Regions from separate parts of the Homo sapiens genome. Here region 1 is linked to region 2. Evidence: chromatin contacts called from ENCODE Hi-C data. All regions are on one chromosome and are shown on one strand. The core of a region is the stretch at or near the end of the contact, and the rest is flanking DNA. Distances in the headings are between cores, read along the strand shown.

Evidence for each region. A loop is a pair of places that touch in the nucleus more often than their neighbours do. Pooled maps may share reads with other maps.
Region 1: a pooled map shows a loop between it and region 2 (6-fold over the local background). The contact joins the promoter of SH3BGRL here to the promoter of ABCB7 in region 2. A Hi-C loop is called at or near these places in 4 of 50 pooled maps.

Annotation. Positions count from the first base shown.
Region 1 is chrX:81,198,754-81,203,527 of GRCh38, reverse strand. SH3BGRL (SH3 domain binding glutamate rich protein like) reads right to left here and starts at 1,426. Exons shown (of 4, transcript NM_003022.3): 1 at 1,283-1,426. The coding sequence starts at 1,327. It overlaps HMGN5 (high mobility group nucleosome binding domain 5), which reads left to right and starts at 1,615. Exons shown (of 7, transcript NM_030763.3): 1 at 1,615-1,791. RefSeq lists enhancers at 1,231-1,400, 1,521-1,770.
Region 2 is chrX:75,152,767-75,157,757 of GRCh38, reverse strand. ABCB7 (ATP binding cassette subfamily B member 7) reads left to right here and starts at 1,475. Exons shown (of 16, transcript NM_001271696.3): 1 at 1,475-1,653. The coding sequence starts at 1,486. It also overlaps a transcript of UPRT not described here. RefSeq lists an enhancer at 1,365-1,794.

The DNA.
Region 1 (4,774 bases), core at 177-2,676, 6.0 Mb before region 2:
AAGCAAGAGGCTCATAAAATTAGGTCCAAAGGAAATATAAAAGGTGTTCTTTTTTTTAACCTAAACTTATTCAAAAAATGTAAGATTAAATTTTCTGATATTCCAAAATTGCATAAACATATCCACACATGGTGGCCAGAGAAGACAAAGTTCAAATATCAAGGTTCTTGTGATTTAACATAACCTCCACTTCCATTCCACATCCTCTCAGGTGTAAATAAACAAGCCAAAAAATAAAAACACACAACAACCTGGATTAGCTGCTGCTCTAAAGCTCAAGAAGAGGGAAGGGGTTCCTATACCCTACAATCTGAACCCACACATCTGTTCTTGCCACTGTCTGCCTTTCTCTTGAGTTGTAAAAAGCAGAAGCACTTTCATTTATCATGGATATACACTCATCTTGCACCCCAGTTTATCATATTCTCCCGACAGCTGCTGAAAATTTGTTATTCTAAATTAAGAGTAAGTGAATCCATGAAAGAGAAAGTCCTATCATTTGAAGCAGCAGCAACTCAGGCTGCCACTACACAAGAAGCCACTGAGCTCCCTATCCAGTTCTCAATATACTTGAAGCAGTGAGAGAAATTTAAAAGTAAAATATTTTGAAAGAATAGAAACAGTCAAAATAAGGGACAATATGGGGGGAAAACTGAATCTCGTGTCATATTAAGTTAAAAAAAAATTTACGTCATTGTTACCAACTTCCCCTCCCAATTTGTCTAGTTCTAACAGGCCTTCAAGCTCAAGTTAACCACTTTCTTCTACACACTCTCAAAATAACTCTATTACCAGGGTCTCACTCACCCAGAATAATTACAATGCCTCGGTAGGCCTCCACTCAATCCCCACCAGTTACAGCATGTGTACCCCCATCCTTTACAGAAGTGCACTCCTCCTTGTCTCAGTACTTAGGGCGTATTCATCAAATGTCTCACTCTTGAAACTCACCAGTGTGCGATTTTACTTGACTTCACGTAACCCTAAAGACCGTATAGCACCATCTCCCATCTCCCAAAACTTGGTAGCTTTCGTTTTCCTTCAAAGCAGAAATGTGCCCCCCAACGTCACGAAGCAAACAAAGCTGAACTCTATGTGGAAAAAAAAAAAAATGAAATCGATGCAACAAAGGGAAAAAAGGGAAGAAGAAGGGTGGGATCGGGGATGCATGAGTCTTCCAAAGGAGAAGCTGCCAGAGGAACTTCTGCATTTTAATGGTTCTGGGGCAGCAGAGGACTGGTGTGTAGGAAAACAACAAAGGTGGACTCCCCACTCTCCTTACCGCTGTAGAGCCAGAGGAAGATGCAATATATACACGGATCACCATCCTGGGAACAGCGGCTGCGGTTGTTTGGGTCCTGAAAAGGGCTGTGGAGCAGCTGCAGCAATGGCTGGAATCCAGCTAGGGGCTGAAACAGCGGTTGGCAGAGAAGGGTGGGGGAAGGTGGAAGGAGAACTCGCCAGAGCCCCGCCTCCGCCTTTAGCAGCTTCCACCGAGCTCTCTAAGCGCTGCAGTTCCAGCCCAAAACCCCGGAAGGAACAGGCTGTTTGCATCAATTCTATTTTTTTTTAATAGGGAATCTCGAATAGCACCGCGAGATCTGTTGAAACATTGATTTTTGACGATTCCTTCCCTGAGAAGAGGGCGAGGAGAAGAAGAAAGAAAAAGGAGAACTGAATTGAATTAGATTAGCATGAAGGACCTTTTCACGCGGAGACTAAAAGTACTGCGCATAACTTCCTGCTCAGAAATATATGCAAATAAGAAGACAGATCCTGAAAGAGCAAGCTGTATGTTGAAAACCCATGTTCTCAAAGCCTTGCGCATTTTAAGATTCCTATTACGTAGTGATTTTTCTGATCTTAGCTCGTTGTAGGAATTAGGCACTAAAGTACTGAGCAATGCTGCAGAGTTTTGAAGGAAAGTTTCAGGTTTCCTTAAGCCCAGAAATGGCAGGATTGGTTTTCTTTTTGAATTTTGTGTTTTGTTAAATTAGGGAACCCTGCTTCCGTGGGAATTTGCAGGAGGCCTGATTGGCAAGTTTAAGAATGAAGGAATAAATTACAAAGAAAAGATTGAAAATATTGTGTAAAAAGATGGATGATTTTTGTTTTGTTTTGCTTTTTAACTGACTGAAGTAAGGGATTTGGGAGAACATATTGCAGATGTTGAAATGGTGAAGAGAGAGATCAGATGGTTATTTGTAGCTCTAAGGAAATGAGCAAACAGTTAATAATGTCCAGAGACAGACCATATACTTCAAAGTGTAGTTTTAGGTTCCCAGATTATGTTAAATGAACAGAAAAAAAGGAATTTGCAAGATGAATGAGAGTGGAGAGGAGTCAGTCGCTTGTCCTACTTCTTTTCCTTTGCTGTTTTTCCACTGTCTCCAGTCTAGTGGTTTACTGTCTTTGCCTAGGCTCAGTGCTTACAATAGCTTTGTTAACTGTTCCCTACCCACAGGTTTTCCCTTCTCCAATCTGTCTTAAATACTAATTCCAAATTAATCTCTTTACATGTTGTCCTTAAAACAACCTCAAGAGGTGGGTACTATTACATTAATTTTACAGATGAAGAAACTGAAACTCAGAAAAATAGTTTTCCTAAAATCATATGGTTAGTACATTCCAGAGTTAGGAACTCCAGAGGCCACCTTCTTATTTTTTTTTAATTATACTTTAAATTCTAGGGTACATGTGCACAACGTGCAGGTTTGTTACATAGGTATACATGTGCCATGTTGGTTTGCTGCACCCATCAACTCGTTGTTTACATTAGGTATTTCACCTAATGCTATCACTCCTCCAGCCCCCCACCCCCCGACTGGCCCCGGGGTGTGATGTTCCCTGTCCTGTGTCCATGTGTTCTCATTGTTCAACTCCCACATATGAGTGAGAACATGTGGTGTTTGGTTTTCTGTCCTTGTGATAGTTTGCTTAGAATGATGGTTTCCAGCTTCATCCATGTCCCTGCAAAGGACATGAACTCATCCTTTTCTATGGCTGCATAGTATTCCATGGTGTACATGTGCCACATTTTCTTAATCCAGTCTATCACTGGGACATTTGAGTTGGTTCCAAGTCTTTGCTATTATGAATAGTGCTGCAATAAACATACATGTGCATGTGTCTTTATTATAGAAAGATTTATAATCCTTTGGGTATATGCTCAGTAATGAGATTGCTGGGTCAAATGACATTTCTAGTCTAGATCCTTGGGGGATCGCCACACTGTCTTCCACAATGGTTGAACTAATTTACACTCCCACCAACAGTATAAAAGCATTCCTATTTCTCCAAACCCTCTCCAGCATCTGTTGTATGATTGCCATTCTAACTAGCATGAGATGGTATTTCATTGTGGTTTTGATTTGCATTTCTCTCATGACCAGTGATGATGAGCATTTTTGCATATGTCTGTTGGCTGCATAAATGTCTTCTTTTGAGAAATGTCTGTTCATATCCTTTGCCCACATTTTGATGGGGTTGTTTTTTTCTTGTAAATTTGTTTAAGTTCTTCGTAGATTCTGGATATTAGCCCTTTGTCAGATGAGTAGATTGCAAAAATTTTCTCCCATTCTGTAGGTTGCCTGTTCACTCTGATGATAGTTTCTTTTGCTGTGCAGAAGCTCTTTAGTTTAACTAGATCCCATTTGTCTATTTTGGCTTTTGTTGCCATTGCTTTCAGTGTTTTAGTCATGAATCTTTGCCCATGCCTATGTCCTGAATGGCATTGCCTAGGTCTTCTTCTAGGGTTTTTATGGTGTTAGGTCTTACATTTAAATCTTTAATCCATCTTGAGTCAATTTTTGTATACGGTGTAAGGAAAGGATCCAGTTTCAGCTTTCTACATATGGCTAGCCAGTTTTCCCAGCACCGTTTATTAAATAGGGAATCCTTTCCCCATTGCTTGTTTTTGTCAGGTTTGTCAAAGGTCAGATGGTTGTGATGTGTGGTGTTATTTCTGAGACCTCTGTTCTGTTCCATTGGTCTATATATCTGTTTTGGTACCACTACCATGCTGTTTTGGTTACTGTAGCCTTGTAGTATAGTTTGAAGTCAGGTAGCATGATGCCTCCAGCTTTGTTCTTTTTGCTTAGGATTGTCTTGGCCATGTGGGCTCTTTTTTGGTTCCATATGAACTTTAAAGTAGTTTTTTCCAATTCTGTGAAGAAAGTCATTGGTAGCTTGATGGGGATAGCATTGAATCTATAAGTTACTTTGGACAGTATGGCCATTTTCACGATATTGATTCTTCCTATCCATGAGCACGGAATGTTCTTCCATTTGTTTGTGTCCTCTTTTATTTCATTGAGCAGTGGTTTGTAGTTCTCCTTGAAGAGGTCCTTCACATCCCTTGTAAGTTGGATTCCTGGGTATTTTATTCTATTTGTAGCAATTGTGAATGGGAGTTCACTCATGATTTGGCTCTCTGTTTGTCTGTTATTGGTGTATAGGAATGCTTGTGATCTTTGCACATTGATTTTGTACCCTGAGACTTTGCTGAAGTTGCTTATCAGCTTAAGGAGATTTTGGGCTGAAACAATGGGATTTTCTAAGTATACAATCATGTCATGTGCAAACAGGGACAATTTGACTTCCTCTTTTCCTAATTGAATACCCATTCTTTCTTTCTCTTGCCTGATTGCCCTAGCCAGAACTTCCAACACTATGTTAAATAGGATTGGTGAGAGAGGGCATCCTTGTCTTGTGCCAGTTTTCAAAGGGAATGCTTCCAGTTTTTGTCCATTCAGTATTATATTGGCTGTGGGTT
Region 2 (4,991 bases), core at 226-2,725:
CTGCTACTGCTAGGTTGAGGCCTTTATTTTATGACTGAACTATTGCATTAACTTCATGACTTCAATATGAACTCCGTCCAATCCAACCTTCTCACTTAAGCCAGAGTAGCTTAATGGACATATAAATCTGATCATGTTACTCTCCTGATTAAAACTCTTCACTGGTTATAGGATAAAGTATTAACTTCTTAGAATGAAATAGAAGGCCCTTTACCATCAGGTCTCTGTTCACTCAGGTTAACCTCCTACTACTTTCCCAAACTCCATAGACTCCTGAACCTGAAAATATTTTCTTATGCCTTCTTGCTTTTAACATGTCATCTTCTTTACGTGTAATTCCAGTCAACCTCTTCAACTTGAATTCTATTTTTCTTTAAATAACTAGCTCAAGCATCCCCTTGAATGAATCCCAGAACAAAAAAGCTAACTGCATGGGCTACAGATTTCTGTTTTTCTTTATCAGACTTACTAGTCCAAAGTACCTCTTCATAAGAAGTCCATAATTATTTGTCTCTTTTGTGTGAAAAGTTGGAGAATGCAGCAGTGAATATAAAATTGCAACTGCATTATTGTCTCCGGGGTTTCAGGTAACATTTACAACTGGAAATGCAGTTTCCTAGATAACTGTAAACATATTTTGACATTTTGTTTGATAATAGTGGTGACAAAAGAATATAAGCCTGTCTTTAAACATGGTCTTCTCTCCATACATTTCACTTTACCACCCTTCAGCCAACCTAAGCGATTTTTCAAGAATTAGGGACGCTGCAAAAACCAAAGCGAAGAGCTAGAAAGAGTGACAAAATTAGTAAAGATGTCTGTAGTCTCTCTGTGTGTGTGTGTGTGTGTGTGTGTGTGAGACTGTCCCACGAGCAACAGACCAAAGGAAAACTGCCCCAAGGTTTGCGCAACAGAGAACAATCAGCAAAGTTAAAGTCCTTACAGGACAGAAAAGCAGTAAATCTTACAGCTGAAGCCTCCTCCCAGGGGAAATTAACGTCTGTAGTTTAATCTTTCCTTAATTCAGAAGGGAGTGAAGATAAGAATATGCATAGGGAAAATGGAGAGAGGGGAGCGTGACATTGAGTTGGAGGAGGTAAGAGAGTATTATGAGAGACAAGATGGGGTTGACAGATTTAGCAGATACAATATTTGGGACACACGCACGAAGAGATGATTCGTTGTTTATGTAAAATTGAAACTTAACTAGGTAGGCATCCTGTATTTCATCTGGCAACTCCAGGAAAAGAGAAAAATACAGTGTTACTCCAATATTCCCGGTTGTGTAAGGAAAACAATCAAAGCTCGGCCCTAAGGAAAAACAAATAAAAGAGGCTGTGCGAATGCATCCGAATCTTCAAACAGAATCCATTTCCGGTCTGGGGCCCTGGGAAAACAAGAAGAGGAGAGACAATTAAGGTAGCCGAATTCAGTCCGCCAGTGTCCCATAATCCTCTTCTCTCGGTTCCTCTTTCCTCGCTCAAGATGGCGCTGCTCGCGATGCATTCTTGGCGCTGGGCGGCCGCGGCGGCTGCTTTCGAAAAGCGCCGGCACTCCGCGATTCTGATCCGGCCTTTAGTCTCTGTTAGCGGCTCAGGTCCGCAGTGGAGGCCACATCAACTCGGCGCCTTGGGAACCGCTCGAGCCTACCAGGTGAGATGCCACTGACATGGAAGAATAGGGTGAAGGGCAAGGGGACCTGTAGGGAAAAGGTTGCCCTCCTGACCTCGGGGCAGAGAGAGCACCAAGAAGAAAGTCATGGCTAACTGGGAGCAGCAGTAAGTGAAGGAAATTAACGTCAGTAATTTGAGGAAAGGGCGAAGAAGAAAACCTTTGAGTTCAGCAAAGGGAAACGGGGCAGGAGGTTCTGGGCAGAGGACACCTGGAGCGCTGGAGGCTCTCGGAGTCATAGTTTTTCTCTCATATTAAGAGTTGGGGTAGACACCATTCCCAGCCTGCTTGCCTTTCTAAAGACGAGGAAGACTGGATTATTTTCCCCAATTAGTAATGGAATTTGGGACAGTTTATCTGTGGTTCAGATTTTACTCAGTTGGAATTAGCAATTCGGAGAGCACTGTAATGACAGCAAGCTATCTATAAACAGGTGGCGCCAGTTAACTCCCTTGCTGACAGGCGTGCTTCTTGATAGGCCAAAACCGTAACTATCTTTCCAAAACATAGACCGCCCTAAATTCTTGTATAAATATGACTGTCCTAGATCTGAAAAATACAGTGATGTTCTCTGTGCACAGGTCATTTTGGAAGCCATAGGCTACTTATCCTTAACTTATGAATGTAGCTATGGTTGTAGTGCCTCCTAAAATTTGAGTCCATTATTACCTCTCACTCAGGAACGGTTTTTTAAAAAATTATTTGTACTTAACTGTACTAAAGTATATCTTTTTATTTTCTGTGTATTGACAAGAGGTTTAATTGCCACCACGTATTTATCACTATCACTTTAAAATATTGTCAGTTTTGTATGAGAAACAACCTCTTAAATTTTGATTCTTCATCTACAAATATTTAACGTCTACCTTGTACATAGCCCTGTGCTAGATGATAGGGTACTAAGAGAGACATACAGTTATGCCTTCAAGGATTGTACAGTTTAGTTAAGGAGATTGGATCTATGCATTACAAAAATAACTGAAAAACACAGTGGTGGGTTAATTAGCAAATGAATAGTATGTACAATAAAGGCTATAGGCATCCAGAGGAAATAGTGATAATTAAGGACCAGGTTATAAAGAGTATTTCATGCTGGTGATAGAACTGGGGAGAATGTTCTGAACAGGGAGAATAGGGAATGACACTAAGCATGTGGAAGGCTGATGGAATGACATTTATAATTCATTCAGTAATTATTGAACACCTCTACAGGAGCAAACAAAATATAAGTCCTGTCTTTAAAGAGCTTAAAATCTAGTGGGAAATATGTAAATTAATCGGCAATTAAAATATAGTGGAGCTGTGTAATAATGGGAAAGGTACAAGGTATGGGACAGTATATGTGAGGGGTATTAAGTCTAATTGTAAGGTAGTGAAGATTGCCTTAAGTAACTGATATCTAAGGCAAGAGCTGAAAAATTAGAAGTTAGCCAGTTAAAGAAGGAATCGCATGTGCAAAGGCCCACAAGTCAGAGAGAACATGGACCTTTTCTAGAACTGCACGTAGTTTAGACTGTAGTGAGTCATTCAAGATAGGAAATAGCAGATTAGGCTAACGAAGCGAATCTAGATGATTTCATTAAGGTTTTTAAAGTATTTTATGGTTGAAAGTTTCTAACACATGATCTCTTGGGAATGGTTTTTGTTCTGTAGTTCTCCAATAAGGCAGATGAAGTTAAGATAAAATTTGTAAATGTTATCTTAGATAAAATTAGATATCTTAAGATAAAATTTCTTAAGCTGGAAGAATGAGGGGGAAGAGGGAAAAGGAGAAGTTATTAGGAATCTCAGAGGAGGCAATGGCAATACAAATTTAGCTTTCTCTCTTTCCATGAACGCTATCTCCACAACTTCCTTCTTCCACTCTGTCCTTTACATCCTACCATTTCCTTTAGTTACCATTTCCTCAGTGTGCAAAACAAGGGAAAGATGTTACCTTTGTTTTCTGTTTCTTAAAGGCATGGAACTCTTGCCATCCTTTTTTTAAAACAGGGTGAGAAAGGAATGATTACAAAGTTTTCAAAGTAGAAGCTGAGGTAACCTGAGGTACCTGCAAATTTGTGACTTGTGATTAAGATTACAAAATAATTACTGAATTCATACTTTTAGGACGATCATTAGTATATAGCATAATATTTTAGAGCTGAAAGGAACCTTAGAGCAGTGTTATGAAATAATGTTAGTGGGTTGGATTAGCACTTTTTTAGATGAAATTCAGTAGAATATAAAGAAAATAGCAGTGCTTTTTACATCTTAAGTGAAGTATTGTTTCATGAACTTTTATGTGTATATACACACACACATATATATTTTATATATATATATACACACACACACACGCACACACACACACACACAGTCCCACATGTATGTGATTACTGGAATTCATTGTAAGTATTTCTCACCCAGTATATGCCCTAGACCTGGGTTGTGGAATATGGTAGTTCTTTTGGATAGGTACTGTTTTGTTTTCATTTGTTGGTCTGACCTCATGGACCAAGAATGGGAGCTTTAATTTCTCCCAGTAGCAAGTTCCACCTTCCTACTCTTCCACCATTGGCTGCTAAGAGTTAGCAGAGTAGATAAAAATTAAAATACTTTACTCCTGGCTTTCATATTAACTGAAGTGGGAATATAATAACAACACTAGGGAAATAATCCTCCTATTCTATATTTTAGAGGTTCTAGTTCATATTTAAATTTAACAATATAAGATGCCTATGAAGAAACTACAGTGATTATTCAACAGTCGTCCCAAAATATACTAAAAGAATAGAAAACAGAACTTATTCATCCTGGCTAACATGGTGAAACCTCGTCTGTACTAAAAATACAAAAAAAATTAGCCGGGCATGGTGGCGGGCTCCTGTAGTCCCAGCTATTCGGGAGGCTGAGGCAGGAGAATGGCGTGAACCCGGGAGGCGGAGCTTGCAGTGAGCTAAGATCGCGCCAGTGCACTCCAGCCTGGGCGACAGAGCAAGACTCCGTCTCAAAAACAAGCAAACAAACAAACAACAACAACAAAAACAGAACTTACAAGAGAAATAAGGGTGTCTTTAAGTGGATTATAGATCATGGAACTGAAAAGGGTGAGAGGTGATTCAGTGACATTTAAAGTACCTGAAGCGGCCTGGCCCAGTGGCTCATGCCTGTAATCCTAACACTTTAGGAGGCCAAGGCAGGTGGATCACCTGAGGTCAAGAGCTCGAGACCAGCCTGACCAATATGGTGAAACCCCGTCCATACTAAAAATACAAAAAGCAGCTGGGCATGGTCACGTGCACCTGTGACTACAGCTACTCAGGAGACTGAGACAGGAG